2 separate regions of the Homo sapiens genome follow, and region 2 is linked to region 1. A link is a contact called in ENCODE Hi-C data. All regions are on one chromosome and are shown on one strand. The core of a region is the stretch at or near the end of the contact, and the rest is flanking DNA. Distances in the headings are between cores, read along the strand shown.

The links. A loop is a pair of places that touch in the nucleus more often than their neighbours do. Pooled maps may share reads with other maps.
Region 2: a pooled map shows a loop between it and region 1 (5-fold over the local background). The contact joins two enhancer-like sites. A Hi-C loop is called at or near these places in 3 of 37 single-sample maps with no recorded cell type and 4 of 50 pooled maps.

The regions. Positions count from the first base shown.
Region 1 is chr1:87,446,911-87,451,244 of GRCh38, reverse strand. It overlaps LOC105378834 (a long non-coding RNA gene), which reads right to left. Exons shown (of 4, transcript XR_947565.3): 3 at 1,900-2,011; 4 at 1-466. Among named protein-coding and RNA genes, the nearest start is that of LINC01364, 77 kb to the right of the region's middle. RefSeq lists an enhancer at 1,273-1,652. Within about 2 kb of position 1,789, at least 12 of the 41 ENCODE cell types and tissues checked have a DNase peak (open chromatin) inside an H3K27ac peak, as active enhancers do.
Region 2 is chr1:87,954,537-87,959,116 of GRCh38, reverse strand. No RefSeq gene overlaps it. Among named protein-coding and RNA genes, the nearest start is that of LINC01773, 50 kb to the right of the region's middle. Within about 2 kb of position 2,941, at least 2 of the 41 ENCODE cell types and tissues checked have a DNase peak (open chromatin) inside an H3K27ac peak, as active enhancers do.

The DNA.
Region 1 (4,334 bases), core at 540-3,039:
CCAGGCTGCAGGAGTGAGATGGGCATGCGAAGAATTGCATTTTCTCTGGTTCCTAGGTATGCTGAAGATGGCATCCAGGAGAAACCTTCTGGCCATCCCTCAAACTGTCCCATAGCTCAGCTGGCAGCTGCGACTTAACTTACAGTGACATCAGCAACATGATGAATTCCATTGCCAGCAGCCTGGACTCCAGGAGGCGCCCCAGGCGTGGCTGATGTGCACAGGTAGGAGCCTGTCCTCTGCGTGGCCTCTGCACTGGAAGAGCTTCAGGGCCTTTTCCTCCAGGGCTGATGGGATTTGTGTTTCGCCTCTGTTTGTTTTTATGTACCTCTGTTTGGGGAAACTTTCAAGCATGCAGAGCAACATTCTGATAAATAGTGCAGTGAGGAGCTGTGCTGCATCCTGGAGCCGAAGGTCACAAGGAAGAAACCAAAACCGGTAAACTCAGGGGTGTTGTGGCCCGAATCTGTAAATCCAAACAATCTCACAGTTATGAAATGGAAAGTTTGTGGGGAAAAACAAATGCTTTGGTTATTACAGTGTTACTACATTCATAAAATATATTTCATTGGGGGGGAGTTTACACAGGGGGTAATGAGATTTTTGCTTTATACATTATTTATAACTGCTTAATCCAGGTACTGTGGGTTATTTTTTTATTCCTTCATTTTCACAGCTACAAAACACTTCAGTATTTCTAATGTATTTCTGCTTACAATACAGATGTTCTCAATTGTGTTTCTAACTACATTTCAACCGTTATGATCACGTTTATTTGTTTGTGTCAGCACACAAGCTGGGGTTGAATGTGCAACACACAATAGTAAGGCTTCAAGAAGCCTGTAAAAAGGCCTCTTGTGCTTTCATTATCAACAAATTAAAATATGCTGTGTGGCACTATCTTTATCATCAGTGGTTTTAATCTTTGGATAATTCCCCTACAGTTGGGTAGGCAGAGCGACAGCCCTCTCTCGGTGCAGAAAGGTTGCATGCCTTAAAACAGCACTTTTCAAGATGACCATTTGGAAGCAACATTTGGAGAACATTTGGGTTATGTCCTCTAACTGAATTTCCAAGCTGTTGGTAACGGACTAAAGAAAATGCAGTCTGTACTGAATACTAAGAAAGCAAGAGTGGAAGAGCCTTGAAGGTCATGTGTAAATATTGACATTTTAATTTTATTTAGTATACCAAGTTGGGGCCCTTGCATTGCTTATCTTGCCATAAAAACTCTTCACCCACTTGCACTGCCCTGCAGATTGTCAGGGAAAGATCTGATCTGAGCAGCCGTGGCTACTCTTCCTGCCATTGCTAACAAGACTGAATTTTGTTTGTGCAAAATCTGAGTCAAAGGGGTGTTCCTCCCCTCTCATCTCCATCACGGACTGATGCGCCTGATTAGATAACAGAAATTTGTGGGCTGAATGTTCATGTAGAGACATGAAAGCCAAGATGCAAAACCAGTCAGAGAAAACAGCCTCCCACTCACTCACAGAGTCAAGTCAGGTGTCTAAAACCAAAGTTATTTGGGGAACCAATAACTGGCTAATTTGGCCAGAACACCCTTCTCTGTGTCCTCAGCAGCAGCATGAGGAAGAAATACCAGCATGTCCTCAGGCCTTGTACCCTTCTTAGAAACCAGAACTCTACCTGCGGAGCTTAATCAGGGCCACATTCTGAAAGTGAGATGCAGGCGACAGCCAGGTCTCTCCACCAGCAGCAGTGGTTAGAATGCCCCACGCACTTAACAACTTCCGGGACACATTTGACTGTTGACCTAAAACAGCACTGCTTTCCTCTGCCAAAGCAAAGAGCCTGGCTCATGTAGAATAGGCCAGCAGTTTGGTAACTTGCCAGAGGCTCCTGTCTCCCTACAGTGAGGTCACCAGAATCACTTACCTCCTGAAACACAGTCGACTGAAATGAAGGTCCAGCAGAAATTAGGGGCCAGTGAGTTAAACATGGAGGAACCAGGGCCACTTCAGATGGTCTTTGGCCTAAAAGGTTTTCCCTAAGTGCAAAGAAGAAAATTGAATGTGGGAAAAAAATGATCTTTTAATGCTTCATAACTCAACTCTCTGACTTACCTCAAAAAGAGAGAAATAGTGTAAAAAGCCAACACCATTTTCTGCCCTCTACATTTGGGTTTCAAAAGGTGTTCCTCAAACAATGATCTGGCTTCCATGCCAAAATAAATGTCATGATTTACACCTCATGCTTATGTTTGCAATCCTAATCACCCTTCCCTATGCCAGCTTTATAAGTCTTGCTCAGTTCCACTATTGAAATAGTACACTTGGATTCAAACAACACTCAAAACCCTTGTTTTTTGTTTTGTTTCATTTTTAACTATTACTGAGTGGTAGGGTCAATCCCATTCAAAATTCCCAAGTAGACAAAATCTGTGTCTGTGGCCCTTCCCCTTCCCCTCACCTTCTTGGCAGCCTCCCTCCATTCCCACTGATGAACTTCCAAGCTTCCTGCAGCTCCACTAGTCCTTTTCAACCAAAGGAAAACAAAGCAGTTTCCTACATTAGCGTATCTGCCTTTGTAAAGTAGTTTAGTGTTTTGCACAAACCAAGAGAATGTTCATTTTAAAAGCAGGAAAGAAAGCCAAAGGAATGAACCATTACAGATGGAGTGTCAGACACCATGGCACCTGGATAAAATATAATTTGGGGCAGGGGAGTATATTCTCATCGTCCCTAAAGTAGATGAACCAGTCAAGTCAGTACCCATAAGGCAGGCTTGATAAATCTCAGGACCAGGCCCCTCCACCCGCAACAAACACACATACACCTCTCCATTGTGATGTTTTAGGCGCAGTGTATAGTAGCTCTGCCTATCTACCCAGAACCTAATGTATTCACCTGAAAGTAAACTAACAGAGTCTGGCTGTCCTGGTGATTCTCAAGACCCTATTGCCTCCTCACTTACCCAAAGGAAAGGAGCAGTAGTTTTTTTAAAAATTCAAGAAATCAGTTAAAAAAAATATGTTAGTGTTTCTCTGAAACATCTAAGTTAGCGTGGCACAATTCATTTTATTTATAAAGAATTTGATTAACTCTGGTTAGCCCAGATTTGCTTCAGCCTGAAGCCCAACATCTCCTTTGCAGTGTGGTATCCTTCAGTTGCTCATTACTTGAGCCAACAGAGGCGGGAGGGGAGATGGAGAAAACTGGTTTTATTTGAGCTTGTGAAAATGCCTTTTTGTCAAGTTCAATGTCATAAGTTTTCTTCCACAAGAAAGTAGAATATACTTTCTGGTGAGCAATAGTTCTTTATTGTATAGAAATGGTTCCTAATTCTCAGCAGATAGAGATTTGAGAAAACAGGGGAGTTCTCCCAAGTCACAAAGAATAATGTGATGGTCAACGTGATAGACGGTTGTACGCTTTGATAGCTAGTTTCACACTGATTTTCTGACACATGAGAGAGGAGCAGTGCCTGTTGCCCAAGGAAGGCAATCTGCTGGGAGGAGGAACACAAACATCCCCAAAGGCTACCAGGTCAACTGTCATTTTCAAAATTACCATTAAAAGTAGGCTGGTGGGCCGGGCATGGTGGCTTAAGCCTGTAATCCCAGCACTTTGGGAAGCCAAGGCGGTTGTATCACAAGGTCAGGAGTTCAAGACCAGCCTGGCCAACATGGTGAAACCCCATCTCTACTCAAAATACAAAAGTTAGCCAGGTGTGGTGGCTGGTGCCTGTGGTCCCAGCTACTCAGGAGGCTGAGGCAAGAGAATTGCTTGAGCCCGGGAAGTGGAGGAAGCAGAGAGCCAAGACTGAACCATTGCACTCCAGCCTGGGTGACACAGTGAGACTTCGACTCAAAAACAAAAACAAACAAACAAAAAATTAGCTGGGTGGTGGTAGGTGCCTGTAGACCCAGTTACCTGGGGGTTGAAGCAGGAGAATCGCTTGAACCCGGGAGGCTGCAGTGAGCCGAGATGACACCACCGTGTTCCAGCCTAGGCTGCAGAACAAGACTCCATCTCAAAAAAAAAAAAAAAAAAAAAAAAAGGAGACTGGGCAAAGTGGCTCATGCCTGTAATCCTAACACTTTGGGAGGCTAAGGTGGGAGAATCACTCGAGGTCAGGAATTTGAGACCAGCCTGGGCAACATAGTAAGACCCTGTCACTACAAAAAATAAGAAACAATTAGCCAAGCATGGTGGTGTATGCCAGTAGCCCAGAAATTCAAGGTTACAGTGAGCTATGGCACCACTACGTTCCATCCTGAGCAACAAAGACCTTGCCTGTGAAAAAAAAGAAAAGAAAAAAATTTTATTAAAAATAATAAGAATAGAAAACGTAGGCTGTGTATGCTAGAT
Region 2 (4,580 bases), core at 1,692-4,191, 510 kb before region 1:
CAGAAGAACCACTTGACAGTGGAGATGAACAAACCCAGAAGCAAGCCACCCCATAAGTTCTTGAAAGCTGCATTATAAAATGAAAAATAACAATTTATTTTGAATGGTAGAGAAAGACTTTCTGGGAGATGAGGTTGGGAGTGGGGTGGAGTTGGACTACACAAACACATATAATCTTGGAACTGGAAGGGACGTTCAGGGCCTGCACCATCTGTTTCACAGAAGAGGCACAGAATAAATTTGCCCAAGGTTACAAGGCTAGTTAGTGTTTGATATTCCAGACTTCCTAACTCCAAGTCTAGTGCTCTTTTCAGAGCCCCAATTTAACTTAGAAATTGTGTCCCACTTTAAGATGATTTTTTTAGAAGGAGGAGAAGAAAGAGGAAGAGGAGGATTGAAACAAACAAACAAAAATGATGGATGGTTGGTTTACCATTATGCATCCTGGTAAATCCAGGATGTGTAAAAGATAATCCTCTCTCCTGGGAAGAAGAAACAGTTAACAGGTGACCATTAACCCTGAAGCCTAACACTAAACCAGGGCCTGTGAAGACTTGCAGTTATCTTCATTTTGTTGTTTAAAAGACTGGGTTCCATAGGCAGAGACAGAGCTATGCTGAATAGCGACACTTACCATTTGCTCCTCCAAACACATTCTGTAGGAAGGCGTGGGATTTCACAGCAGTGAGAGCAAAACTATTCACAGCAGTACCATATGCTCCCCACCATCAGGAGCGGCGGTACTGGTCACTGGACTTGGCAGGCAAATCAGCTGAATGGAAATTCTGAAGACCACAGTAGGAGTTTTCTCTTTGTGGGTTTTGGATGGTAAAATCTTCAATCTGTTCCACAGGCAGAAATCAGAGTGAAAAATAATTCTACACAAATTGTGAGTGTATGTGTGTGTGTGTGAGGACGTGCATGTGTGTTACTTCTAGAAAAGTTAAGGGGAAGCAAAGGCTTGGTACTCATCTTGCACACTATCTTATAGAGGTAGGAGGTCACACACTGAATGCAAAGAGGTAAAGACTGAGAACGCAGAAGATAGAGGATTATTTTTAGTATAAATTCCATGTTTTCCATTTTTTACCTCTAAGAAAAAAAGCAAGATTGAGAAGAATTTCCCAAATGCCAAGACCATTTAATAGCAGAATTACAACCGACGATAAATGCAGCACTTTTTAAAGCTTGTCCTTTCTCTGTTATTAACTTTGTTCTTTCAGTTGTGCCAGAGAAAGCACAAGAGATAGAAATTGGCAGAAATATGGGTCTGAAGAACAGAAATTCAACTCAAATGAAAATACCGTGAAAACCTCTAGTATAAAAAAAGTCTTTTGTTTAATAGCAAAACTTTCATCAAGAAAAGGTTTGTTTGAATTAAATGTAAAATTTAGGACAGTCTGTTATCTAATCATTACTAGTTCTGTGCACACAGGGTATTTTCTATTTCCAAAGTGGTCTGCAATCATTAGTTAAGCCACCCAGCATGCTCAGTCTAAATTGTATATATGTATATAATAGATAGGGAGAGTTGCTGGGGAGAGGCAGCGTGGCCTAGCAGGCTGAGTAATGGACGGGTAACTCAGAGTTGGGAGTTCTCATTTTCATCACCTGGTTAGTCTACAGTGGGAGCCAAGCCTGTACCCACAAGACTCTAAGACAAGGAAGCAACTTGTTTCGAAAATACATACATGTATGATATAAAATATCTTTTCCAACAATTGAGGAGTTTTAATTTTCTATAAGTACCATTGGCATCATGTAGGTCCAGTCTCAATTTTCCCCATAGGCAAAATATATTTTTAAAGGCCAGTCTTTCTGTAAATAACTATATTGAGAGGCAGCACAATGCTTAATAAGATACCTGTAGATGCTCACCAATGTCCTTTTTAACATGTGGAAACTGTCCAGAAAGTTTAAATGTATTGGAATAAATCAGTGGTGTAATTTCCTTTCCTCTTATTTTTGGCCATCAATAATACTAGTATATATTGTTATCCGAGCTTTGCCAACTTCAATTTTTCTCTTGAAAAGGAGAATCCTCTAAGCAAGATGTTGCTTTTAAGTGTTCTAATGTAATTTTTTCAAACATGAACCAAATGCTGGTGCCCAGCAGAGCTTGTCCACATCATGCCTGGATTCCAATTGCATAGCTTTCCTTCATTTTCATTTGTTTGCTCCTACCCTATCCAAACACATTAATTTGTGGTTCAGATAATGTATTCCATATGTTTAATTAGCCATTACATGAAATGTGGGAAGGTGGGACTTTTAAAATGCATTCTCCATTTCTCCCAGTTTCCTGACTGTTAACTCACATTCTCTGATGGTGTTTGTTTGTTTGTTTAATTATTTTCACAATAAAGAATCTGTCTCCAACAAAAGTAATTACTTCAAGTTGTAGATTTTCTTTGGATAATACAAATTTAGTTTGTTCTATACAGTTAAATTAATTCTGCCCTATCTTGTATACAACATATGTGATGTAGTCATTGCTCAATAAATAAATACTCATAATAAAATATAACTTAAATAGACTAGTATTAAGGAGTTCTCCTTTATAAAGTTTCTGGATTTCTAAAGTGCATTTCAATGTCCGTAAATTTCCAATTTTTTTCTAAGTAGTTTGCTTGGTGAAATACTAATTTATTGACAGATGTCAAATTTATCTCAAGTATGTCCTACTGATGTCAAAAAAATGACCAGCACTGCATTTGGCATATATTCAGAAATTCTTAACTCTTCCTAATTGATTAACGGTAATAACGGCCCCTGGAATGCCCCCACCGAGTCTGTAGCTAGCCTCACAGTGATTCACTATGGCGTCACTGGGAGAGATGAAGCCCAGGGCTGCAGTGGTGCCAGTTCATGCCTTTTCAGTGAGAAGGCATTCAGGTTACACAGAGTGTTAATCTGGCCACAAAATGGGAGACGGCTAAGTCTGCCTGGAATGTCTGGCTGCTGGTTGGCAGACGCAGCCCTTTTTTCACCTTGGATCTGCTGGGCTAAGGATGCTTTCATAGTAATTTTCCAATGTCTTCCTTGATCAGTGGACTGCAGCATTTTGTCATTTTGCAGATTTTGTTTTCTTCATGGGTTATTACTTCCACTGAACTGCACTTAACATCTATTAGCTTAGGTCTCCAGAAGATCAAAGTCCCTCTGTATCTGATTATTCTGCTCTTTGCAATTTGTGTCTCCCCCTCACCCTATCCCCTCCCCACCAATGCAGAAGGCTTGCACGTTTACAGATTTGGTTTCAGTGCTTTCCCCAAATCGTTTATAGACATAAAAGCATCATAAATGGGACATCGTGTCTCCGGAAAGAAAATAAGAGAGAAAAAGTGAAGACAGCAATAGTTATTCTTGTATTATTTCCATCTCAAAATGAATCTTTTAAAACTCATGTTTAAATATTTCCCTTTTTGAAATGAGATGGGTGAGGGAGTGAGGAAGAAGTACTAATGTCACAGAATTATGCTAATGTTATAGAAACAAAATTCCTGTTGAGATTTATTCTCTTTACTAAATCACTCTACCCCACTCCCACTTTTCCAAAGCCCTGTCCCATCTCCTTACATTTTAGTTTAAAATATTTGCATTGTCTTTTTTAGGAACCGGTCCACAAGGCCAACATTCCATTCATTTTATGGTTTATTGTTAAGGTAACCTTAATAAGTAGGTTCTGATGGAAGATTTTATTCCCTTTCTGAACTTTTAGTAAATGATAATCATTCTCTAAATTTGGTCTCACCGCTGTGATGTACCAAAGATCCTCTATCAAACGTCGACCCTGTCTCATCAATAGGCCAAAGCTGGCCCCATCAAGGCATTTGCACCGGCCCTAGAAAGAATATTTTTAGACGCTACATAAGAGGCCCAGTGTACATCTATCAGCAGACTTGAAGTGGGTGCTTGTAAGTTGAGACAGGTATTAGAAACTCAAACTATGTTTGGCAGCTAAAAAAAAAAAAAAAAAAAAATTAAGGAAATTGGAATCTGAAGAGAAATAAAGACCCAGAGCCTTTTTTGCAAGGATATTTCCTCATCAGAAATACTCAACACTATTCTCTATGGTGAATAAAGAAGCCAAAGCAAGAAAGGAGAGAGAGAGAAAGAGAGAGAGAGAGAGAACGTGTGAGCTACAGCAGGACTTCCCAAACCTGAATCTGTGTGCAGATCACTTAGGGACCTTGTTGAAATGAAGACTATGATCCAGCAGGTCTGGAGTGGGATCTGAGAGTCTAAAATTAAATTGCTCACCAGTGATTCAGATGCTGCTGGGCCCAAGACCACATTTCAGTAAAGAGTTAGTGTTTCCTTGTGTCCCTCCACAAATCTGACACTGCAAAAGGTCACTTCACTCCACCTGGCACACCTCAACCCCTTGTGAAACACTGGTCTCTGAAGAAGGATGATGAGGAGCCCTAGAGCAATGGCCCTTTAACTTTGCTACATATTATGATTCCTTGGGAGATTTGAAAACTCTCCATACCCAGGCCACACCCCATATATCAATTAAATCAGAATCCTTCGGAATGGGACCCAGGAATGAGTATTTTTAAAAGATTCTCCATGTG